5 separate regions of the Mus musculus genome follow, and regions 1, 2, 4 and 5 are each linked to region 3. A link is a loop called in an ENCODE intact Hi-C map of the cell type or tissue named here. Cell type or tissue: heart. All regions are shown on one strand.

Region 1 (5,000 bases), 59 kb before region 3:
ACTCAGGAGGGGGGATATGAAGCCTAAGTGGCCACCTCCTGTAGCCAGGCAGAACATCCAGTAGAAGGATAAGGACAGTAACCCCACTCACAAAATCTTTGATCCAAAATTTGTCCTGCCCACAAGAAGTGCAGGGAAAAAGATGGAGCAGAGATTGAGGGAATGGCCAACCAATGCCAGGCCCAACTTCAGATTCATCTCACCAGCAAGAACCAATCCTTGACACTATTAATGATACTCTGTGATGCTTGCAGACAGGAACCTAGTGTAACTGTCTGCTGACACTCTCCACCCTGCAGATGACTGAAACAAACGGAGACACCCACAGCCAAACGTTGGGCAGAGCTCCGAAAGTCTTGTGGAAGGGTTTTGGGAAGGACCGAGGAACCTGGAGGGGGTAGGAACTGCACAAGAAGAGCAACAGAACCAACTAACCTGGACCCTTGGGGCTCCTAGAGACTGGACAATCAGCCAAAAAAAAAAAAAACATACAAGGGCTTGTATAAATACCTTGGCTCCCGCACATATGTAACAGATGTACAGCTTGGTCTTCATGTGGGTCCCCAATAACTGGAGTGGGAACTGTCCCTGACTCTGTTGGCTGTCTGTGGCTCCCATTTCTCCAACTGGACTGCCATGCCTGGCTTCAGTGAGAGAGGATGTGCCTAGGCCTACAATGACTTGAGGTGCCAGGGTGAGGTGATACCTAGGGGACCTTGCCTTTCTCAGAGGTGAAGGGGATGGAGGGGTTGGGGAAAGGCCATAAAAAAGGGAGACTGGGAAGAGGGTGGAACTGCAGTTGGGATGTAAAATGAATAAATAAATAAAATATAACCAATGACTACTTTATACTATTAAGATGTTTTGTAAGTAGGCATTGGTGAAGATATGAAAATCTTAAGCCCATGATGGTTTGAATGAGGATGGCTCCCATAGGCCCATACATTTGAATGCTTTCAGTTACAACTGTTTAGGTGGATTAGGAGATGGGGCCTTGTTTGAGGAGGTGAGTCACGGGCTGGGCTTTGAGGTTTGAAAGTACTTCCACTCTTACCACTGCTGCCTTGTTGTGTTTTGAGATGTGAATTCTCAGCTATTCTGGCTACCATGTCTTTGCTCTACTATATGGACTCTAACCCTGTAAAAATAAGCTCAATTAAACACTTTTCTATATGTTACTTTGTTGTCTCATCAGAGCAATAGAAAAGAAACTAAGACAGGCCCTTTGTACATTCCTAGGAAGAATGCAAAATAGATGGAATAAATTACCTAAATAATGAGTGCTCTCGTGTGTGTGTGTGTGTGTGTGTGTGTGTGTGTGTGTGTGAAATTCTGGATCCTTATACACCAGCAAGTATTCTACCACTGGGCACCCTTCTCTCAACTCTAGAAACATAAAGTGGTACAGCCACTGTGGAAAATAACACACTTAAACATACAATTATCAAGCTATCCTATAATTTTTCTCCCAGTTATACACCTGAGAGAATTGAAACCATATTTATACTGAAGCTGTAGATCGATATTTATGGCTGGGTTATTCAAATTTAGTTAGAAAGTGGAGACAACCCCAGAGTCCGTCTACCAAGGAGCACACAGCTAAAGTTGGAACAGCCTTACCATGAGGAACTGTCAAGCCACTGGAAGAATAAAGAATTATAATGCAACCAGCCCATGAGGGAAGCCAGGCACTACAAATCAGTGCTGTTTGATTTCATTCATATGAAATGTCAGAATGGACAAGTCCATAGAGACAAAAAGTAGACTTGTGGTGACCGAGGTCTGCAGCAGGAAGGGGCTAACGGGAAGTGATGGCTATGGACATAAAACTTCTCCTGAGGCTGTAATAATATTCTAGAATTAATCAGAGCTGATAACCTCATGGACTTGTGACTATACTTTAAAAAATCATATTGCTGTGCACTTTAAGTCTGTGATTTTATTAGAAAAAAGTATCACCATGAATAACATGATGTGGAATACGCTAGCCTTAAGGGTTTGGGTGAAGCTAGGCTTTCTTCCCACCTCAATTATTTCACTATTGTTTATATTTATTATGCATTTAGTTACCACACCATTCTTTGCATTGACGTTTCTGTGGATCTTCTTAGAAGGAGCAGTTGTTTCAAAGCAACCTGTAAGATGCACTGTAACTCTGTCTTGGCTGGGGCTTGTTCTCTGGTTTTCCTTCTCTTGGCTTCTTTTTTACACTATCATGGTTGGCCCTGAGTTCCCCTCTCCTAACTGAGGATGGAGATGGCTGAGCAGGGACCTGCCCAGATCCAAGCAAAGGCCAAAGTATGAGATGGTTCCAACCAGTGCAAAAGAGAGGCAGAAGCATCACTAGGCATTCAGTTAGGAAGTTTAGTGCAGGGTGGTGGGAGAGCATTTGTCTCTGCTTTCTTCTTGTTTCTGTTTGTTAGTATACAGTTAGTTGGTTAGTATAGAGTTTATTCAGGGCATAGGGAGGGGAGTCAAGAGGGTAGTAGAGGTAGAGAAAGGCAGAGAGAGAGTAGAGAAGTAGAAGAGTAGAGGCTGGCCATGAGAATGTGGAGAGAAAGGGGGAAGGGAACGGAGAGAGAGGGGGAAAAGGAAAGCAAAAGGGCAAGAGGTGGTCTCTGCTTTCTTGAAGGATGGCCAGTGAGACGGGGAATTCTCCTGTGTGTCCTAGCACCTTCACCACATCCTGGCATCTATACTAAAAAGGGTCAAAATTCTCCTCAGCAAGCAACCTTGCGGAGGGCAGCGGCTGAGTCTACAGAGCCATCGGGTGTTTGGAGCACAGCCATGGTAGTCTTTGGGGCGTGGAGTAGACACTTGGTCATGATGAAGTCAGCAGTTTGAAATCTGGCATCCGTGTGGTGCTCATGAGCTCTTCCTCCATGCTTGGGCCAAGAAACTTGACAGTAGCCACAAATTCGCCACATGAGGGTGCAGAGGATTCGATCTCCTTTCATTATAGCAGGTGGGAAATACAAGGAAGGTGCTCTTCTAATCCAATTCCCATCTGAGGCAGCCATTGTGAAACCACTAGATGGCACAGTCTTGCCAGATGTGAGCCAGACCTTGGACAATGAGTCTTGCTAGATGACATCATCAGATACTTAAAGGAGCTTAGCTGACTGTTATCCACCCCCCACTCCTACCCCCACCAGAGGTTTCCTATGTGTTGGCAGTTTATACCCTCCAGATCGTGTAAATACAGATGTGTTGCAGTTAGTCATCAAAGTCAACTATTCCGTAACTGGAGCCAGGCTGAGAAGGGCCATGTCTCTTTGTTTTCTGTTCAAATATTTTCATGATTCCTCTGTCACACATTCTTTAGTCTTCCATATGGTTACATCAGCACCCAGGGCCTCCTTTCTTCTGTACACATAGAGATACATAGGAAAAATCACTCATCTTTAATATACAGGAAATTCTTGTACAGCAAATAAAATTTCCATCTCTTATGAGGATGTCATTCATGTCTTTTGCAATGCCTTCTCCAGCTTTGAGGAAGATCCCAGAAAAAGAAAATATCCAAAGACCTAAAGGAAACAACTACTTGTTTTAATGTTTTTATTTATTATGTTTTAATATTTGTTTATTTATGAAGATACACATGCAGAGGTCAGAGGAGAACCTTTGGTTTTCTTCTTTTTTTTCCCACCATGTGGGATCCAGGGATCGAACTCCTGGCAGCAGGCCACTGAGACATCCAGAAAGCCCTTAATTATTCTATTTATCCATCTTTGAAAATTTTTTCTCCCCAAAAGTAAAAGTTTTATTTGTAGTCAGGGGCTGTACCCACAGGACCAAGCAGCTTAGTGAGACTATGCCCATGGTCATTTAACATAGGCCACCTCCCAGTGCATCTGTGGTATCCACCAGCATCCACCCCAGGGAAGAAGTGTGGTAGGGCTTCATGACAGACAAGTTCAGCTTCAACAAAGGAAAGAGAATAGATTTACTTAGCCCGAGGTCACTGCATATGACCAGCAGGGGGCCTGTCCTGAGACCGTGAGAACTTGTAAGAGGTTCTGACTTCTGGTGAAAGCTGAAAAATTGGGGCACTGGGTCCCTGCTGTTACCCCCAGAAATATTGGCCTTTGAGACCTCATGAGGCAAAGCATGAGGAAATCCCACGGAGGGCTGGGGAGATGGCTCAGTTGCTACAGTACTTGATGAGGCACACTGGCCAGTTAGTGTAGCCCATTAGGCTACACACATCCAGGACCCAGTGAGAGAAATTCTTTCAAAAAACAAGATGGCGGAGACATATCTGAGGTTGACCTTTGACCTTGACAGACAGCTTGCATACATAAATGCACACAGGCAAACATCACACACACACACACACACACACACACACACACACACACACACACACACTTTCTCCCAAGCCTCTTGAGGTGGTACCAGCCCCCCAGAGTAGACAATGGCGAAGACAAGACAGCAAATTCAAGGTGCCAGGTGACTGGGCTGAATAGACCCCATTGTTGAGTTCTCCTCCACTCTCTGTGGCACCATGTTTGCTCAGAGAAAGAACAAAAAGAATGGAGTCCAATTACAAAGCAAGGGTGTGAGCTAGGTTGGGGTTTTTTTTGGGGGGGGAGTTGGTTTTTTTTTTGTTTTTGTTTTTTAATGGTGTTTGAGAAACAGCCTTCGATTGTGTCAACAGGATTGTAGGAGCTATTTATGGCTGTATTACTGCAGTCTCTGGAGATGACCTTTAATTCTAGAACTATACGGTTAAAGAGTTTATTTTTAACCGGCCCATTCTCTGTGACATAAAAAGAATCTTGTGGCACTTGGATAGCTGTTCTGTGGTAGGACATCTTTAGTTTTTGAATATGTGGGATCAATATCTATATGTGATTACAACATTCTTATAACCTTTATTCGCCTTTTGTTTTTAAGCCCTACCTTCCTCCTGACAGTTCTTTTGACCCAGATGCTATGAAATATGCTGTCAAGGCACATTTACTTTACAAATTGCACATCCTATAAGAAAACAC
Region 2 (5,000 bases), 200 kb after region 3:
AAAAAGTCAGCTCTGGGGGGAGCATGATCTCATGTCCTCACCGTATATTTTGGTAGAACTCAGCTCTGCTGCAGGGTGACCTGTTTAAGGAAGTACCTTTGTATGGACTGGGAAGGGTGGAGTTGACCTCGTGGGCAGGACATTACTCTTCTTCCTCTTCCTGTCCCTGTTTCTCACAGCAGTCATGGTCATTGCTCAGCTTCCTGTGGGGGAGGCTATGGATACTGAGGGTCTATTTGCTGCCGCCAGCAAGCATAGGCCAGCATCCTGCTAAGCGCTGAGCGACTGTACCTATGGGACCCTTCTCAGTGGTATCAAGAGTATCGTTCTGTGTGGGGCTGGAAGAGGTGGGACAATGTTGACAAAGTGTGTTCTGGGCTAAAACATCACAAGCAAGAGAACCATGGGAATGACAAGGGCCTGTGGAGCAGAGCAAAGATAAGTGATGCTAACAGATAGCACCTGCTGCTGGGGTAACACCTAAAGTGGAAGCAAGCAAGGGTCCTAGAGAGATAAAGGATGGGCGTAGAGAGACATAAGCTCTGTGTCCATGCACGTTGGACCATGGAATGGAGTCACTTCACACAGCATAGCATGTGCTAACTAGATGTACTATGCGGGAGCAAACACTGATAAAGACGATGGGTCCTAACACCTTGAAGATATTGTGGGCCTCCTGGCCCTGTGTCAAACATTGTCTAGAAGGAGCCCCTTGGGGAAAGTCCTGAGAAGCCCGTGAAGTCTTTCTGAGGCCCAGTGAGGCTGGGGAAGAGCCGGTTGATTAAGGCAGAGCAAACGTAACAACAGTTAACAGTGAGCAAGCACGGTTTAGTGTTTCTGACGGACTGTGATTCACCTGTCTCCTGGTGACAAGAGCACAGGAGGGTGGGTGGAGGTTAGAGAATTGTACTTGCCACATCCTCTGGCCTCATTAGTTGCCCTCCTCATGAACTTCTCCGTCCCCTCTGGTGGCTGTCAACAGTGGCTCTGCAGGGATCAGAATGTCTGAATTTGAGCCATTTGCTGTGCTTTTTAAAAACAGCTTTAACCACAAGCCCTATGTATTCTATGCCCTTTGGAGCCCAGCTCTCAATGATATAGCAGCAGGAATGATTAGAGAGGAGGCTCCTAGGAGGGAGTTAGTCATGCTCTCTGGGCTTACTACCTACCTTCGCTTTTAGCTCTGCTCTTGTCTCTTCCACTCACCCTCAGCACGGCAAAGATGACTTCTCTGTATATGGACAGAGTCTCTCCTGTGATGCTAACAGCTCCTTTCGCAGCCTATTCTGTCCATTACAGTTGGATACGGGGGTCACAAAGAGATATGTCTCCAGGTAACACACAGCCATATTTCTGCCTCCTTATCCTCTCCTAATGAGACACTGGACCATGCCTCAGGGCCTCCACCAGTGCCCATCCTGGCTCTAATGCCATCCTTCTCTGGAGGCCACCATACTTGTGCAGGGAGTAGCCCCATCTGAAGGCAGGTTAAGCCTGTCTCTGTGAGTCTGGGTGTGGTAGGAACTGAGATCTGTGGAAACCTCATCGCCCTTTTCCCTGTAAGAGAGGTAGCATTGCCCTATAAGTAGCTCTCTCTGAGCCCACCATAGCTCAGCTCAGTACTCTGTGACCAGAGCTACCCATAGTCCAAGGAAACACCATTCCAAAAAGGAATGGAGATGCTTACTGCCACAGGAGGACCGCGGGAGGTCCAGGAACCATACTTCCTATCAAATGCCCTTTCTACCCCACCATGGGACCTGATCTAACCCTGGGGTCAAGGTGTGGTGTGAATAGACCCCAGAGCTTCTCGTTTGCATACTATTATAAATTCCCATCCTCCATTTCTACCTCCGTTCTCTACAACAGATGCCAACATTTCATGACATTTTGAAAGGATTACACAGAAATGGCACAGCAAGAATTAGCATGTGGTAGTGACTATAGTGAAAGACAATAGGACAGGATTGGGTGAGAGTCAAAGTAGTACTAAGCTAACTAAGTATGGAAATGGCATATGTAAAGTGAGTACCCTTAAAACACTGATATGTGGTTATGGAAATACTGCCTTTAAACAAACAAATAAATAAAAAGCAATAATTAAAACCTTGTGGTCAAGTCAAGAGATTTGTGTAGTTTACCTATCTTCTGAACTACTTACCTAGTTCTCCCCTACCCCCAGCTTAATGCAGATTTTGTTCTCACCTGTGTGCACCTCACATATTGTCCAGTAGGGGGCACCTATGTCAGCATGGGGTATTAGTATGGTCTCAGTACTCTTAAAGAGGCCACCAGCCAGCTCATAAAAGAAGATGATCCCTCCATTGCAATAAGCTCATCTTCGAAAAGGCTTTGAGAATATACATGGCTGTGAACTGCTAAGTCTCTTAACCCCTCCATCCTAAAAGACCAATATAATGCTTAAAGTAAACACTCAGGTTGTAAACCAGGTCTGTTGCGGGGGAAGGATGGTCCCCCGGAAGTGAGATAAAGAAATCTCATACCCAGTATGGCAGAGAAAGATAGTCTGAGGCAAACTGGTAGACTCCACCTCACCTCTCTCACAGCCATTTTTCAATGCTGAAAATGTCTTTAGTCCTAAGGGAAAAAAAAAAATCAAAAGTAATTCCATATCATACATAGAGATAGGTGCTTCTATTTGCTTGCCTCTGTCCCTCAGTCTCATTTTTAAGTTTTGCTATTGTCTGCTGTTTCTTGTCTCCTCTCCCATACTTTCCCTGAGCCTCCTGAGAGAGGTCTCATGACACAGGCAAGATGCGGATGTGGGTGGAGGACAGAGGTGGGAGGAACTGCCCAGGCCTGTCTCCCTTGGGTGGAGCACCTCCCAGGAGGACATGATCCTCCTGCCTGCCGGTGGCAGCCAAGGAGGCTGCCCTTCACCCCAGCAAGACCATAGGAACATGTTGTCGACCACCATGGTGGGCACACTGGTCAGAGGGTGGAGGAATCGGAGCTCCCCTAGAAGAGCAGAATTGAAGCCAGCCGCCCCACAGAGACAAGGTGGGATTCGGATTCACGGTATGTGGTTAACACTTTGATGTGACTGGGTAACTTTTTATGAAGGGATTCAGGGAGATAGACACAAGCTTACTGGCTTACAAGTAACAGCTCTACAGTCTGGTTTTTTTTTTTTTTTTCTTAGCTTATATAAATTTTGGATAGCTTACTCAAGGGGCAATGTATTCCTTTTCCTCATCAAAGACCTAGAGACCTTCACAGGGCACAAAGCAAAAGCTATTTATTCCTATGTTCGTTTTCTTCAAAAGCTTCCATTTGAAAGTGGAACTGTGTTCAGAGGTTTGAGCGAGAAGGTATGGTACTGGCTTCTGGCATCTTTTAGCCTAGATTCTATTCCGTCGCCATTCTGATATGGGAAATGGACAAAGTGCTTAGCTCCTGATTTTCCCACTATCTATATTCATTTTCCATTTCATTACTATTGTTCTGGGGCAACAATAGAGCGGATGACGGAGATGCAAGCCTCGTGTTAACCTGGTTCAAAAGGTTCTTGTGGTTCTTTCTGAAATGCATGTTCACCACAAAAAAAAAAAAAAAAAAAGTTTTTTGAGATAAATACCTGACCTCATTCTATTCTGTCTAGACCTTGAACTTCTAAAGATGCTTACTTAGAACTCTCTGGTCTTGCTGGCCGACCTATGGAGAGACTCAGAGCCAGCTGCGTAAGCGAGTTGGCACCCAAAAGCAACAAGCTCCCTGGAGCTTCCAGAGCTGGCCGGCTGCCCCTTGAATGGCTTCTATCTGACCCTGAGTCCAGCGCTTCCTAAGCAGTAAATGGAATGACTCTTTCATCCCGGCACGTGTTGAAAGCGAAGGATTTCCAGATGTTTTTCCTAGATATGGTACGCTCTTGATCTACATAGCTCCTCTTCTCGTTTTGTTTTAGAACAGGTCTCTTGAAGTTGCTAGCTAGCCCAGGCTTGCCTCAAATTCAAGATCCTTGTCTGAACTGCTACTAACCCCCATCCTCCTGCACTGGTGTGGACCATCTGGTTCTATTTAACTACCAATTTACAGAGGTATAAAAGCTAAATGCTGTCATTTGTATAGCTGTGACAGTGACTTTGGCCCATGTTTCTTCGGTTAAGTATTTGCAAGAAGACTCGGACCAGGGTTGCAAATGTAGCTCCACTAGCACACAGGAAGCCTTGGATTCTAATCCCTGACATCACATTAACCAAGCATGGTAGGGCCTCCCTGTTATCCTTGTGCTTGGAAAGTAGGACAGAAGTTCATCTTCAGCCAGTTGGATGCCAGTTTGGACTATAGGAGACCCTGTCTTTAAGAAACAAAAACAAAACTACTTTTAAATAGTCTACATATATTTATTGTAAGAGAGAAAGTTTTTGTTGTAAGAGAGAAACTGTTTCAGCCAGATATCCAGAAGGTAGAAGAAGCTCTAAGGCCAGGCCACATTGTAACCTGCTAAAGGGGACTCATTAGGAACACGAATGTGAGTCATGGTGGTACAAAGGCTAAGCACCTGCCTTTGCTGCTTTGTCTCTCAGCCTAGGAAGCAGAGCTTAGAGGAGGAGCCTCCGGAGCTCCTTACTGGTCAAGCAAGCCCCAATGCAAGTTCCCATGTTCTAAGGCCAGCCTTTTCTCTCTTGTCCCAAACTCTCCTGGCAAAATTTCCTAACTTTCTGTGACAGTATTCAGAGCCTGTGAGGGAACAAAACACATCAGGGGTGGAGGTTTTTTAAATGAGTATGTGAAGATATTTAAATTTTTAAATACATAATTATATATATATATTTATTTATTTATTTATTTATTGGTGTATGTGACGTACTAATACACGTGGGTAGTATATAATGGTCAAATCAGGCTGCTGTGATATATGTATTAATATACACAGGTAGTATAGAATGGTCAAATCAGGCACTGTGATGTATTAATATGCACAGGTGGTATATAATGGTCAAATCAGGATGCTGTGATGTATTAGTATACACAGGTGG
Region 3 (5,000 bases):
ATCATTCTTCTAAGTGAATAAATTATTAAACTGACTCCTAGTGACTCATAATTATTCCCATAGATTAGTGCACATTTCACTCCTCATCAGAGGGGCTTCTATTTGCAATAAGCCATGATTAATATAGAGACTTACAGCTTGTCAAGGAACAGAGAACTTAATAGAATGCTCACCTCTCATTCCAAGACCCAGGAATCATGGCAGAAGAGAGGATGACAAAGACTCCATGAGCCAGAGACAGTGGATGACAATAAGCAAAGAGTATTTTCAGGACACAGCAAGACAGTTGCATATATAAATTCACAGAGGTTATGACAGCATGCTCAAGGGCCATGCAATCCCAAGCCAGACAAAACTTCAGCATGGTGGTAGGGTGGTTATAATATTCCATTCTTAACCAAGGAGCTATTGGCGTCTTACAGCTGTTTCGAAAGGAAGAGTCAGTTTTCTTTGTGTAGCCTTTGTTACATAAGGCCATATGACCCAGAATCTGTAGATGGCACAAGTTTGTCTCTATGGGTGCTGAAGAGAACATAAAAGAATTGGTCAGTAGGGAGATGGTGATGGATCAGGAAGGAGTTGATAGAACATTGCATATGATCAAAATGCATTGTATGAAATTCTCAATGAAGTTTTAAAAGAAAGAAAGAGAGAGAGAAAGAAAGAAAGAAAGAAAGAAAGAAAGAAAGAAAGAAAGAAAGAAAGAAAGAAAGAAAGAAGGGAGGGAGGGAGGGAGGGAGGGAGGGGAGGGAGATAGAGGGGGAGGGGTGGAGAGAGGGAGAGAGAGGGGGGGAGAGAAGCTATATCCTGCCACCTTCAGTTGGAAGGTATATTGGTCAGGGTTCTCTAGAGTCACAGAACTTATGGATAGTCTCTATATAGTAAAGGAATTTATTGATGACTTACAGTCTGCAGTCCAATTCCCAACAATGGTTCAGTAGTAGCTGTGAATGGAAGTCCAAGAATCTAGCAGTTACTCAGTACCACACGGAAAGCAGGCGAAGGAGAGAGAGCACGACTCCCTTCTTCCAATGTCCTTATATGGTCTTCAGCAGAAGGTGTAGCCCAGATTAAAGGTGTGTTCCACCACACCTTTAATCCCAGATGACCTTGAACTCTGAGATCTCCCTGTCTTAATCTTCTGGAATCCATAGCCACTAGGCCTCAAGATCTCCATACCAAGATCCAGGTCAGAAACTTCTATCTCCCAGCCTCTAGATTAGGGTCACCGGTGACCCTTCCAATTCTGGGTTGTAGTTCATTACAAATATACATTACAAAGTTGACAACCAGGAATAGCCACTACAGAAGGTAAGTTGACAGCTGGGACTTCTGGTTTTGTTGCCACTCTTGGGAATTGATCTTGTCCCAAGCCCTGTCCCCGTTGTATTTGCTACACTGGTGACCATAACCCTCAGCTCAACTCTGGGACATATGGCTTTAAAGTATATAGGCAAGGGAACCACTGAAAAGTACAGTTGGACATTTTCTGCCCCTCTGTCAGCCTTTGCTTGGTTCCAGAGTCACTGAAGTCCTCTTGCTGGCCCAGGTTCCTTCCTTAGCACCAGACTGTCTCCATACTTATGACCCAGAGTCAACACCAAGGCCCACGTGTGGCCACTGGGCTGTGGAATGCCAAGTAGCCACCCATTTTTTTGGATTGTTTCCTAATGTCTGTGATTCCTGGCAACTGCAGAGGGCTTCCAGGGACAGGGCTTAATGGTAGGGCGGAAGAGGGAGGGGAGGAAAGCAATGTGGAGTCTGCTGACATGCTGGAAAACGCTGCCCGGAGGTCCCTGAATCAGTGGAAGGACACCTTCCTTCCTGTCCCTCTCCAGCACCAGTGCTGGGGTCAGCAGTTCATGCATAAGAAATCAGGATTCTCTGGAACCACTCATGCTGCCTAAATGTAAACTGACAGCGAGGGGCCCAGCCCCCTGTAGGTAGGTAAAAGTCACTGTTCTGTATCAAGCACATTTGACAGTCACTCAAAGGACAGTTAGCAAATGAATATATGAGTCACTTGCTTCGATTTCACACTAGCTGGTGTTACCCAGACCAATTTACATGGCTTTCCCTGAACAAGCCCTAGAGTTGGCCTTGTGTATTATGGACCTTTCTGTTCTTTTGTCCATCAGGTTCGAAGCTGAAAGGGGTACAGACCTGTGGAAGGAAGGTGTTTGCATTCCAATTATCCATGGGGAGGAAGGAGGGAAATCTTGTTAGTTGTCCCAGGGGATAAGAACCTGGCAGGGACGAGACCTGGAAAGAGGATAACATTTGAAATGTAAATAAAGAGAATATCCAATAATAATAATAAATAATAATAATAGAACCTTGTGCGGTGCGGGTCTCTTTCTTCTCTCCACACCCTGTTCCCTTGAATTGTCTTCTTTCCAAGGGTGGCTGGCTCTGGGAGGTCAAACAATGGGAATTGTAGTCAGGCATCTATCTAATCATAGGCATTGTGAAGATCAGAAGGCTCCAGGCAAGCTGAGGGGTTGGCCATGAGCTGGACTAATCTGCACCACGGATAACAGACACCTGGATGCATCCTTGAAAGCTCATTCAGTTGATAACAGTGCTTGCTGCTGATGTGAGGAGAGGGGTGAAGCAAGGCTGAGACTGGTGGATGAAGAAGCCTGAAGACTCTATGTTCACACAAGACAGGGCTGGAAGATGTTAGCCATTTAACATCCCATTTCCAGGCTATTTCCAGGCTCTGCTAAAAGCCACAAGGATGCTCCCCCCTCATGTGGGGCTAGGGGAGGATCAACTCATGGAGGTGTCAAAGGTTCTATGTGTCTCAGAAACGTTGCAAGCGTTAATGATCACCTGTAAAAATAAATCTGTTTTCCCTTTCCTAGCCCCAGCTTCCGGAATGACATTTCTGAGACTAATTATTTATTAATAAATACCTCAGCCATAAACTTTAAGCATAGCCATAAACATAAAGCAGTAGTACTCAACTGAGGGATGAGGGACGTCACAAATCAGACATCCTATACATCAGATATTTATATTATGCTTCATAACAGTAGCAAAATTACAGTTATGACGTAGTATCAAAATCCTTTTATGGTTGGAGGTCATCACAATCTGAAGAACTGTGTTAAAGGGTCTCAGCATTAGCAAGGTTGAGAGCCTTTAGGACCTACAGATTCTACAACCTTCCCAGACAGCTGGGGACCACATGTGTAAACACAGGAGACCATGGGGGACATTTCACATTGAAATCACAACAGGGAAGAAAAAGAGTTTACATGCTGTGCGCGCTCTCTCTCTCTCTCTCTCTTTCTCTCTCTCTCTCTCTCTCTCTCTCTCTCTCTCTCTCTCTCTCTCAGCAGGTGAGGATTCCATTCATGGTAGAGGGACATGCCACCTATAGAAACTCAAGTCAAGGTGAATGTCCTTTGCTCCTGTAGTCTACAAATGAGCCAAGGTAAGCCTTTCTTTTCTGCTGGTGTATGGTCTCAGGTGTCTTGTTAACAGTATCACAGAACTGATAATAGACACAATAGGACAAATAAAATAATTGGCCACTACACATTTTAGTATTTCTCCAAAAGTAAGTTTGAAAATCTTCAGAAACACATTGTGCATTTGAGGTGGTGGGTTTGTTAGTCCATTTGATTTAATAACTCTTCATTGTATTAAACAAACAGCATTTCTTTGTGCCCTCTAAAGTAGTTGTGAGAACTTACATGTACTCATAGTAAAGAGAGCAGATGCTGCTGAAATGCTTAGGAAAGGCCAAGCAATATTTTTCAAAAAAGTGCTTTATATTAATTTATTTAACTCCACAACAAGCCTATGAAGCTAATACTTGTAGAGGTTTGGTCTATTGCTATGTATTGTAATGCTTTTATACAAGGACGTCTGGGTCTACGAATGACTTCTCATGATTACAAGCTTTTGTTATACAAACTTTGTTCCTTGATTTAAAACTATTGGTTAAATACAATTGGATACAGCCAATTACTGGAAGGATTAGAGGTGGGTGGGTTTAGAGTGACCTGGTCAGAGGAGGAGAGACCAGGAAGAAAGAGGAGGAAGAAGCCGCCATGAGGGCAGAGGAACAATGAGCTCATGGTCTGGAGGTTCAGCAAGTATCTGGGGTACACTGCTGGGGAGGTAGCCAAGCCAGAAGTTAGAAGAGTAGATTAGAGGTGACCCCTGTAGTTGTCAACGCCAAATAAAATAACCATAGTTTGAGTCTCATTTATTTGTAAGCTAGTTGGGGATAAGCTTAAATTGTTAGTACTGCAAATACTATTCTTTCCATTTGGTAAATGATGAAACAGTGGCTCAGAGAGGGTCAGTAATTCACCCCATGTCACACAGTTCCCAGGAGGCAGAGCTGGAGATCAAGCTCAGAGATTCTGTTTGCTTCACAGGTGTTGGCTTTCGAGCATGATGTTGTTCCTGCTGTCATCCTGGGTTGCTCCTGAGCAGCTCTGGTCTCCTTGTAGTCCATTACATCCAGCATCACTGTGGGATAGAGAGGGCTCAGTCCTCTCAATGATTGGGAAAGTCACAGATTCGAAGAGCAATCAATCCGCTGTCCTGATCAAGCCTGGATTCCAGGCCTTAATTCTGCTTTTCTGTTGTTTGTCTCTGAATTCTCCCTTATCTCTGTTGTCTAGTTGGTACAGACAAGCTCCTGGTTTTCCTCTATTTAAAAAGTTCTGCATGAGAAGTTAGTAAACACTTCAGTAAGTGACCAGATGCTACGGAAGTGGAAACAGCTGGTTGGGCTCTTGCAGGGGAGGAGGCAGAGTTGTTTTTATGTGAGAGAGTCACTGGAAACATTTGTTTCAAGGGTGGCCTGGAGTGTCCCCCTCCTCCCATAGGATCCACAACCCCTGCCCCTCTCCATCCCCCTTCCTCTTTCCATCTTCTCTCTCCCCCTGCCTCATTGAGGAAAAGCATGAGCCATCCTCCCTACCTCCCCCACACCCTCTTACTCAGACTTGAGGGAGGAGGTGGCTGTCACAGTT
Region 4 (5,000 bases), 310 kb after region 3:
GAGAATAGAAACTAAACTACTGGGAATCACTGCCACCCCCCATTCCCTACCCCCATCCCCCTGTGTTGGGTCCCGTGGGAACAGTGGAAAACCAAGCCCAGTTTGGCGGGAAAGGAATTTACCAGCAGAGAGCCAGCTGCCCGCCTAACCCAGATCTGTTTGTCGGCCATGGGGAAACAATAGCGTTGAAAGCCAGGTGGCCCCGGGGAGGGGGGGTGGGGTGGGGGGGTGGCAAAAGGACAAAGTGTTCAGGTCTAGCCAGTAAGGGCAGGAAGGAAAATACCTCCTGCTTTCTTGAAGGGTGAGGAATGTCCTTCTGAAGTTGGGGAGGGGGAAGGGCGGAACTAGGCTGAGACAACAAAGTCACAAAAACACAAGTGACACCCTGTTTGCCAAACACAGCTGGTGTTGGGACAGGAGGACCAGGAAATGGGGCAGGAATGCGGCTGGGGAAGTAGTCTAGGGAGCAGAACACAAGGCGCAGATGCAAAGCAGGTCACCCAGGCAAAGGGAACAGAAGTCACCTCTGACATTGTGCTTGAGTTGCGGGAAGACCTCTGGGTTGGGAGTTAGCCAGACTGGCTCACAGAGGTGGCCTAACTGGTTAGATGGGAGTGGAGGAGCATCTGGCCGGTGAATGGAGGTGGAAATTCAGGTTCTGGCAGCCCAGGATTAGGAGAGGCAGTGACTGAGGCCCTAAGGCTTGACAGGGCTAAGGCCCACAAGAATGTATAAAGGAAACAAGGTTGCCCCTTGCTCTGAGGAGACTGGGAGGGGTAATGGGGGAAGGGGCTTGTAATGTGGGGAAGCAAGGGGGAGGGGGAGGGGCTTCGATCGAGATGTAAAGTGAATTTTAAAAAAATTATTAGGGAAAAAAAGAGGAGTCTTAGGAATCTCAGCAAGTCACCTGCTGGGGGAGGGGCACCTGGAAGACCAGAGAGAACAGCAGAAACCCAGTAAAGAGCAGGAAGGGACAGCTGGTGAGGAAGGAGGGGACAGAAGAACCTCCACCTTGAGAGGGCAAAACAGATGCAGAGTGTGGGTTCGACAACTGGGATTTTTGCAATGGGTTGAAAGAAATTAGAGAACAGACTGGTACCGACTGCCCCACCCCCAAAGTTCAAAAAGATGCAGTTTAGAGAAAACTCATCAAAGCAAAGCTCACTATCTGGGTGGAAAACACAATATAGGTTTCTGAGTTGTCTGGGGAGACTAAGAGGCAGGATGCAACAGGATGCAGAAGAGCAGTTTGTCAAGGGAGGTGGAAGGAATGGGGCCCGTAAGCACAGGGATGGTAGAGAGGAGCCTTGGAAAGAGTCTGGCGGGGAACTGAGGAGAATTAGGAAATCATAAAGGATCAGAGACACTACTGTGAGTGACGACACAGGAAGAGGGTTTGTCCTTGAAAATGGAGAGAGTCAGATTCGATGCAAAGGAAGACGATCCTGTCACTGGAGGTGACTCAGGTCCCATCTGGAAGACGCCAAAGACCTGACTGGGGCTGTGGGACTGCTGTGTGAATCAGTTTGATGGCGTCATAACAAACCACTTAACAACTGCCCTAAGGGAGCATGGCATACAGGAGTTCCTCTGCAGGGAGGGGACAGGTGGAGCTGGGGAACAGAGAACATTGCACACTCATGAGCCTGTAGCTGCAGTGACTATGATTCCAGGCTGAACAGGGGAAAGAGACTTGCAGAAGTCAGCTGGTTCAGTGGGAAACCTGAAATCTGAAGTTGAGGATGGTCCCTGGTACCCTACCTGAGAAGCAGGGCAACGCTGGTGTGTGCATGTTCTGGGATGGCTTTACCATGCTGCTGTGGAGTAGAGGAAACAGTTATTAGAGATGACGTAGCAAAAGTCTAAAAGGGTTGGGTGTGAATGGCCATCTGTGAGGATGGTGGGATGTCTGTGATGGGACCAGGAGGAGAGAAGTAGAACAGGAAGTGACATCAGGGTCATAGAGTGGTACTGATGGGGAAAATCAGAAGAAATTCTGGGAAAGGAAAGATTTGTCTTTGCCTTTGGTTGGTTGGTTGGCTGGTTGAGACAGGGTCTCACTATATATATAACCCAGGCAAGCCTTGAACTTGGAACGCCCCCTGCTTTGGCCTCCTAAGTGCTGGGATCATATGTGTTTTGAAAAGACATCCAGGCTGGCCTCTAGGATCTGTGCAGAGAGGTGTGTGCTCAAGTGTGAGTTTTACTTTTTCAACCACTGTGCAATACAAGGGAACTCACGCAGAGCCGCGATCACCTTCTCCTGTGGTTACTCAGGCTGGACCCTTCTGCATGAGACATTGATATGCCCCGCCTACTGGTCCCAAGAATCCTGGGAAAATCCAATTGCTTAACAAGATTCTGAAAGGCTAGTTACCGAATGAGACCGCTCACTTTGCCTGTCTTCTTCCTTCCATCCTACATATTCCTGATGGCTCTCCCTTGATGTGTAAAACAGTTAAAACCGCCACAATAAAATTATTCCTTTCACCCTAGTTATTAGTCCACTTAGAATCTAAAATGGATTTTAATTTACAGCGTATTAATGTATTAACACATAACCATAGTGGTAAGTATACTGTATTCTTACTTCACACTCAGTAAAATACCTCGGAGACAGGTCCTGTTCTTCCTCTGATAGAGAAGTAAAAGCAAGAGTCAGAAACAGGAAGTCCACTGTCCACATTTTACAACCAGTGCATGGCCTAATTCAGATTCAAACCCAAACATCTGGCCTCAAGGAACCTCTAAACCGTATTTTCCCCACTAGAAAGGAAAGCGGACTTAATATACTCTATCCACTGAAATGTTAAAAATAATTCTTTTGCTCTATTTAAGTAGGGTTATTAAATGAAGGGTTTTTTTTAAAGGTCTTTCATCAAGACTACTCAATTGTTTTCTTAAGGCCTTCCAAATGTGTTTATTTCTGTGAAATCAAACAAATGTCTAATGGGGCACTTTAAACAACAAACGTGTATACCCCATCTTGTAATGTCAACACAGTGGCCGATGGGTCACTGAATTCTGCCAGCCTCCACCCAGACCTCTAGCTCCCGAGTGGTCCTTGGCTGACACCTAGTGGACAACGTGGAAAGAATTCTTTTCTGAAATAATTTGTAAGACTTAAGGGGATTAAGCTTTCTTATGGAATAGCTTTGTAAAGGAGTTTCTTGGAACTTGTCACATGCCCCATTTATATTCATAGTGTGCAAACTGAGCCACATTAATTGAGCGTAAAGATGAAGGGAGTGCTTCCATGTGTCAAGTGTTAAAATGGAACTAGAAAACCACTTTCCAGAGATTAAGCTGTCATTTGAGTTTGAAATTAACTCCAGCTATAACCTCAGTATATAGTAAGAAGATAAGTATACGAACTAGGTGACTATATTCCTCAAAATTAAAGTGACTGTTAATGTTTTCTTTCCTGTCTGCACCTCCATTTTTAATTTTTTTAATTAAGCGTGATTACCATTCAGCCCAAGTAGTTTTTCCATGATACCAGATTGCAGCAAATTAGAAATAAAATCATTTTAGTTAATATAATGTAGTGTATGTAGATCAAATTATAGTAGCCTTGGGGAAAACGTAAACAGCGTTGGAGAGAAAGGAACATCCCCTCAGCTGACTCTCCCCTACATCAGCTGCTAGCTTGATGGAGTAAGACAACCCAGTCTATTTCCAAGCATTAGCAACATGTGGCCACAGTAACAACAAAGCATTCTGGGTAGAAATGCTAAGTGTGGAGAGAGGAAGCCTCAAGGCATCAGGCTCTATTCCCCAGAAGGGTAGAGACAGGGGCTGTGGCTGTGCCTGTCAATTGATGCTAATGGTACTGGGAAAGGTAGGTCCTGCTGTCCCACCCTATAGCTGAGAGAGCACATCCCAAGAGGTGAGAGAGCTGCCCCACGGGTTGCGATTAGACACAAATGATTGACCTGCAACTGTACATAGTGGGCTTGGGTTGTTTTTGGTTTTGTTTTTACTCGCCTAAACAATACAGAATAAAACTATCTGTAAGGCCTTTACTAACTGTTGGGTGTTATAAGTAATCTAGAGCCAATTTAAAATTTATAGGAAGCCATGTACAAGCTCGGTATAAGTTATGTATCTCTCTATAAAGACTTGGGTACCACCATCTCGTTTGCTGTTGAGATACCCTGACGAAAGAAGCAGTTTGGGGAGGACGGGTTTATTTCAGCTCACCGTTCCAGGTTACACTCCATCCTAACTGGAACATCAAGGCAGGAACGTGAAGCCACTAGTCACATTCTATCCAGAGTCCAGAGCAGAGAGAAATTAATGTCTGTGGGCTACAACTGAGCTCTCTGCCTCTGGTGTAGTTTAGGACACAACCCCAGGGTTGTGACCCATACCAAATGGTCTTCCCATACAGGTTAACAAAAGTAAGATACCCACCCCCGGATACACCTACAGGCCAACTTGATCTATGCCCGAGGTTCTCAACCTGTAAGCTGAGACCCTTTTGGGGGTCAAATGACCCTTTCACAGGGGTCAGAAATCAGATATCCTGCATACCAGATATTTACAATATGATTCTAACAGTAGCAAAATTATAGTTATGAAGTAGCAAAAAAAAATTATGGTTGAAGTGGTCACCTCAGCATAAAGGACTGTATTAAAGGGTTGAGTGTTGAGACTCTCTTCCCAAGTAAGACTAAACTGTGTCAAAATCACTGTTAAAACTAACCATCAAGTCTTTGCTGTATTGTACCTAGGATAATCTTCGAATCTCCTAAACTTTGTATTAATGCCCAAAAGAAATAGTAAGGGTTTTGTTTTTCTTCTAGCATCCATTTATTTAGGTATGGTAGATCTCTGTCATACTTGTTCACTAGTTGTCTTTACATTTTCTCTGTTTCAGGCCAAGCAAGCGATTCTTGAAATGGACGCCATCCGTGAGTTGTTGTTGTTTTGTGTTGTTGTTTCCTTAGCGTTCTTTTTTTTTTTTTAAGCAGACTTAATTCATTTATTTTTCTTGT
Region 5 (5,000 bases), 86 kb after region 3:
GTCCATGGTTGGTTTCAGATGACCTGGATCTCCATGTGCCCATTCAGAGTCCTGGGTGGCTGTGTGGGAACGGGGAGAGCTGAGCTATTGAGGGATGTCTATCTGCCATGTGAAGGGTCTGCTCTGCCAGGGCCCATGATAGTCAGCATTTTCCAGCAAGCCCTGCTCACATTGTTCTGACACAACCTGTGCTCCACCAGACAGAGCACTGACCCCTAACTAGCATGGGTCATATGTCCTCTCCCAGTGTCATCAGAGATCATTCTGGGTTGTGCACTGACCCAGGACAGAGGCCAACAAGCAGTGGTGTCCCCAGCAGGAGTGGGACAGTGCAGCAGACCCAGAAGAAAGCAAAAGCTGTGACAGAGCGTGCTCTCCAGCAGGAGTTGGCTTTGGCACAGCATCCCAGGAGATTCAGCTCATGCAAAAAGAGGGGTGCTGCTGGTTGCTGTAGCTGTACTGACAGTTGGCCAGCTGCTATGCTGGCTTCGTTCCTGCATATCCAATGCCAGTCATCTTTTGCCTTCACCTCCAGCTCACCTTCTCTGGTTCTAAAGCCCTCTACCTTCACTTCCTCCAATGTAAGGCAGTATAACTAGGAACCAGACATAAATTCTATAACAACAGAGTTCACAAAGGGAGCCAGATGACCCTTATACTCCAACTTTCCCATCTGCAGAATGGGTAAGAGACTATGCTTAACTCGTCACTGAGGATCCCCTTAAAATCACTGGGATACAGGTGCTGCTGATGATACAAGTGTTAGTGCCCTGCACCCTCCCAGTCTGCTCAGTTCATATTGTCCTTGTCTTTTCTTACCAGTTCCTCAACAAATTGTTTCCGATAGTAGCAAATGATGGTGTAAATGTGAAATTAGACCAAATAGAAAATGGTCAAAATCGCTGAAAATCGACTTTGAGCTTATGAATAACAACTAAAAGAAAGATGTTATTCTTGTTAAAAATTCCAAGATGTTATAGAACTCACTGAAAATTGGTGAGAAATGGGTCACATTAATGGCTTTTCAAATTCTCCTCCATGGGGTGCAGAAAATGAGTTTGTTCCATATATCTCGGCATCAAGTCTGGGATTTACAAATAGGGAGTATTGAGTCACTCTGTGGGGTAGTTCCAAGTGCCTGGAGGAATGGCTTGGGGCTAGCCTGATGCCTTCTACTCCTAAACTTCCATCTATCCAATTAGTAGTATCTACAGGGTATCAGTTAAGTAAATAGAGCATTCCAAACTATTGCTGATTTAACTCATTTCTCAGTAACTTCCAATAAAATGAGTCAGAGTGTATACATCTGGCATATAACAGGATCATTCAACTCACACACACATACACAGACACACACACACACACCATATAAAGAAGAAAGAACAGGGAAGAAGGGCTGGTACAACTCAAATCTGCAGCTGGCCTCAAAGAGCTCCTGAGGGTTAAGAGAACATGCCTGCTCCAGAGCCAGTGTCTGTCTGGTGTGGAGATCCCTAGCAAGACCCCTTGAAAAACACCTCATCCTGACCTATTAGTCAGACAGCAGAGGGGTTTGTTTGTTTGTTTGTTTGTTTGTTTCATCTAGTTGTGATGGCTCTTCTTGGTTGTCCAATTGACTACATCTGGACTAACTAAAACCCGAATGGCTGGACATACTTGTGACAAAGTATTTTTCTTAATTAAATTATTTGAAGTAGAAAGACCCACTTCTAATCTGGACCTTTGAGAGGGAAGATCCTTCTTTAGTCTGGGCCACACCTTCTGCTGGCAGTGTATTTAAAAGACATGGAAGAAGGAAGTTTGCTCTCTGTATGCTTGCTCTAGTTCTTGCTAACAAGACTATTTATTGTCATTAGAGCCTACTTCTTCAGGATTCTGGCATAGACTAAAAACCAATTGGGATATCCAGCTTCCTGGACTGAACGACTACTGGGTTCTTGGACCTTCAGCTGGTAGACAGCATTGTTGAACTAGTTGGACCACAGCCTGTAAGCCACTCTAATAAATGCCTTAGATAGATAGATGATAAATAGATTTGTGGTAGATAATAAGTATATGAATGATAGATAATGGATGATAAAAAATACATAATAAATATATGAATGATAGCTAATAGATGAATGAGAGGTAGATACATACATACATACATACATACATACATACATACATACAAAGTCATTCTTTAAGTTCTATTTCTCTAGAGAACCTGGACTAACACATTAATAAAAATGTGGGATTTCTTCAATCTTGCATCATATGCTAATTAAAGCTCTTTGCCTTTAAGGACCCCATAGCTGCTCTCTGAGGAGATCCAGTTGCTTCCCTGCTTCTTAGATAGGAAGATGAAACTGGAGTCCAGAACCTTTAAGTTAGCAGCTCAGGGATCTCAACCTGTAGAAGAGGGAATCCAGGATTCCAGCCCAGGTCCCTGGACTGTAGGCTCCACTCTCAGACAGATGCTGCCCCCACTCCTTGCTGGAGACCAAAGGAGGATTTTCGTTCTCTTGAGACCCTGACAAAGCCAGGAGTAGATCGTTGTTACTATAGTCTCTCGCTGAAGAGTACCACCCCTTTCCTTCCCACACTGAAGATCAAAGAGACTTTCCTGAAAGCCTACAGCAAAGAGCTACTCAGGGAAGGCTGACTCTCCACTCCGCTCTGCCTGGTGGGGAGCCAATCTCTAGGGCCACCACAGGAAAATCTAACAGGATGCCAAGGCTCTGTGTCCAGAGCCAAGCCCTTCCCATCTGTGTCACATGGGATGAGGACTTTGAGCACGGTGAGTTTACAATCGCTTCTCTTCAGATCCACTTGATCATACCTAAACGTGGGAAGGGAACTGGCCAGACAACAGTGACAGCTGGCCAAGAACATGGAGGGAGGCTAAACGCTGGTTCTGATATCAGAGCTGTGCCTTGAAGGACATGCAGGATCGCAGTAGGCAGAAGAACAGACATGCTGTGCTTTGGGGAGGTACGGAACCCTCAGGAAATTGGAGGGCAGTTCCTTCCGCTGGTGCTTGAAGGGTGCTGGTCACCTCGGACTGCGCTGAATGGGTTTGGGAAGCAGGAAGGCCTGAGAGCAGGGAAGAGGGGTTGCCAGCTTCCTTCCGTTTCTCTCCCCGACTCCTCTTCCTGTGGTTCTGAGAATCAGCTCCTCCTTCGAAGTGGATGGAGGGACTTTCCTAGCCTCCTATCTGGACTGAAGCTAGACAGACTGGAGCCTGCAACAATGGCTTTCAATCGAGAGCCAGAACTCGGACTTAGGGGCAGCATTCTCCATAGAGGAGGAAGGGACTGTATTGTTACCTATTTGTGGAAGGCCTCCACACAGAGCATAATGCTTCTAATTATAACCAGCTTCAGCAGGCTGCTTTCTCTTGTTACTGATATAAAACTCTGTTCAGGACACATATATGCATACATGTGTCGTACAAAATCTGAATTATTCAGCTGTACTCCTTGTTGGGGGTGAGAATAACTGGAGGGCCTATAGAGCAGTGTCTTGAAATAAGTCAGAGATTACAAACTCTTCTCTACGTAAAATGTGAACATGATATAAAGAAGGCTGAAGCCCCCTTGATGATATATTTATGTTGCAGGTGTGTTTCCCCACTCATCCCCCTCCCTTCTCCATTGAGTCAACTATTATTAGTATCGTGCTATATGTAATTCCAGAATTCTTTACTATATCTTTATGTAGCTGAACATATGTATCTGTGTCATATGTTCTTATGGACTTGGAGGATGAAGCATGCCTTCTCATAATATAGGAGACAGAAAGTTCATTCCGATACAATGTCCTGTCGTCCTCACTAAAGATAAGCCTTCATTCTTGGTAAACTAACTACTAGTTCTACTTCTTAAAGAGGCATGACTAGTTGAACCTGAGATGCCCTCATCTGAGTGTGAGCTAAAGGGATGCTGCTTTCCCCTGATAATTTGTCTTCTTTTTTAAAAAATTTCAATAAAATGGCATATTGGTGATTGTCAAATATTAAAGAAATTCTTTTGCCTTTGTTGTAAAGAACAAAGATAAATTTCCTTGGGATCTGGATTTATGGAGATGGTAAAAGTCCTCATAAATGGGTTCCAGGTGATAGACCCAACTGGCTGTCAGGCCACCCTTGGGTTACTACATGGATATTAGCATAACTCAGAAATATTGGCAGAACAGGTATGCTGATGTTTTTCTTCTACCATGTCTTTGGAAGGATTTCCACTGAAGTTACAATGCCCAGGATAACTTAGGAACAGGGAAACACTGCAAATCCCAACCTTCCTCCAAGATTTCTTTCTGAGTGATCACAATCTTCAGGATCAGTTTCTTCCATGACCTTGCTAGTACAGTGAGGAGGCAGCCCATCCCTGCATGGAACCAAGCCTCATGTCTCATCAGCAAGTGGGTCGCATGTTGTGATATTCTAACAACATGCAAAAGGTACCTGGCTCTGGATGTGAGACAGTCCTTGGCTTCCCAAGACCTACTTCTCCATCTAAGGAAGACGGAAGCTGTCTTCAGGTTAGAGACTCTAGGCTGTGATGTCACAGATCAATATCAAGAAATTCTGTTGTAAAAGAAAGAACACATACATGAGATAAAATTGTGTCCCCATTATTCCACTTTTGCAAATGACAAGACACCAATGTCACTTAACTCCTGCTTCTCTTTAAAACCCATACTAAAATATTGAAGATACATGTGGAATATTTATCTCTAGGCGATGAAAACCCTGAAGATCTAAGAGAATATAAGTTTAATTGTTACATTAGTCATGCCAGAAAATGACAGTCACAGGCAGCAGCACCCCAGAGTGTCTCACAGGTGTGATGGCAGAGCTCTGTTAATTCCCACAGCAGGGAGCAGAGACTCTGGGAGCCTCACCCTGCAGCTCTGCAGTTCTTTCTAGACAGTGCAACTAGAGACCTCACCCTTTGCCCAGGCTCCTCTCCACATCACCCCATCCCTGGCTAAAGGGAAGAATCAGAGGCCTGTTCCCA

What was found. A loop is a pair of places that touch in the nucleus more often than their neighbours do. Peaks named below come from ENCODE experiments on the same cell type or tissue, not always from the same donor. Only the 100,000 strongest peaks of a DNase experiment are listed, where the experiment ranks them.
Region 1: it touches region 3 in a loop (2.3-fold over the local background); 4 of 42 quality-filtered maps call a loop at or near these places.
Region 2: a loop joins it to region 3, with 1.9 times the contacts of the local background. A loop is called at or near these places in 2 of 42 quality-filtered maps.
Region 4: a loop joins it to region 3, with 2.7 times the contacts of the local background. A loop is called at or near these places in 3 of 42 quality-filtered maps.
Region 5: a loop joins it to region 3, with 2.0 times the contacts of the local background. A loop is called at or near these places in 3 of 42 quality-filtered maps.

The regions. Positions count from the first base shown.
Region 1 is chr10:3,570,121-3,575,120 of GRCm38, forward strand. No RefSeq gene overlaps it. Among named protein-coding and RNA genes, the nearest start is that of Iyd, 32 kb to the left of the region's middle. In heart, CTCF peaks have their summits at 3,024 (motif pointing right) and 3,978; DNase peaks (open chromatin) are centred at 3,031 and 3,981.
Region 2 is chr10:3,832,038-3,837,037 of GRCm38, forward strand. All of the region lies in intron 2 of Plekhg1 (pleckstrin homology domain containing, family G (with RhoGef domain) member 1), which reads left to right. Among named protein-coding and RNA genes, the nearest start is that of Gm30164, 75 kb to the left of the region's middle. In heart, a CTCF peak has its summit at 2,228 (motif pointing right); DNase peaks (open chromatin) are centred at 174, 2,824 and 3,754.
Region 3 is chr10:3,629,224-3,634,223 of GRCm38, forward strand. No RefSeq gene overlaps it. Among named protein-coding and RNA genes, the nearest start is that of A330032P22Rik, 86 kb to the right of the region's middle. In heart, a CTCF peak has its summit at 1,956; DNase peaks (open chromatin) are centred at 1,628, 4,798 and 4,958; H3K27ac peaks cover 472 bases.
Region 4 is chr10:3,941,009-3,946,008 of GRCm38, forward strand. Plekhg1 (pleckstrin homology domain containing, family G (with RhoGef domain) member 1) reads left to right here. Exons shown (of 17, transcript NM_001159942.1): 12 at 4,883-4,916. Among named protein-coding and RNA genes, the nearest start is that of Mthfd1l, 30 kb to the right of the region's middle. In heart, a CTCF peak has its summit at 3,073 (motif pointing left); a DNase peak (open chromatin) is centred at 303; H3K27ac peaks cover 666 bases.
Region 5 is chr10:3,715,409-3,720,408 of GRCm38, forward strand. It overlaps A330032P22Rik (RIKEN cDNA A330032P22 gene), which reads left to right and starts at 2,750. Exons shown (of 4, transcript NR_169108.1): 1 at 2,750-2,779. In heart, CTCF peaks have their summits at 382 and 2,674; DNase peaks (open chromatin) are centred at 93, 253, 2,743 and 3,083; H3K27ac peaks cover 823 bases.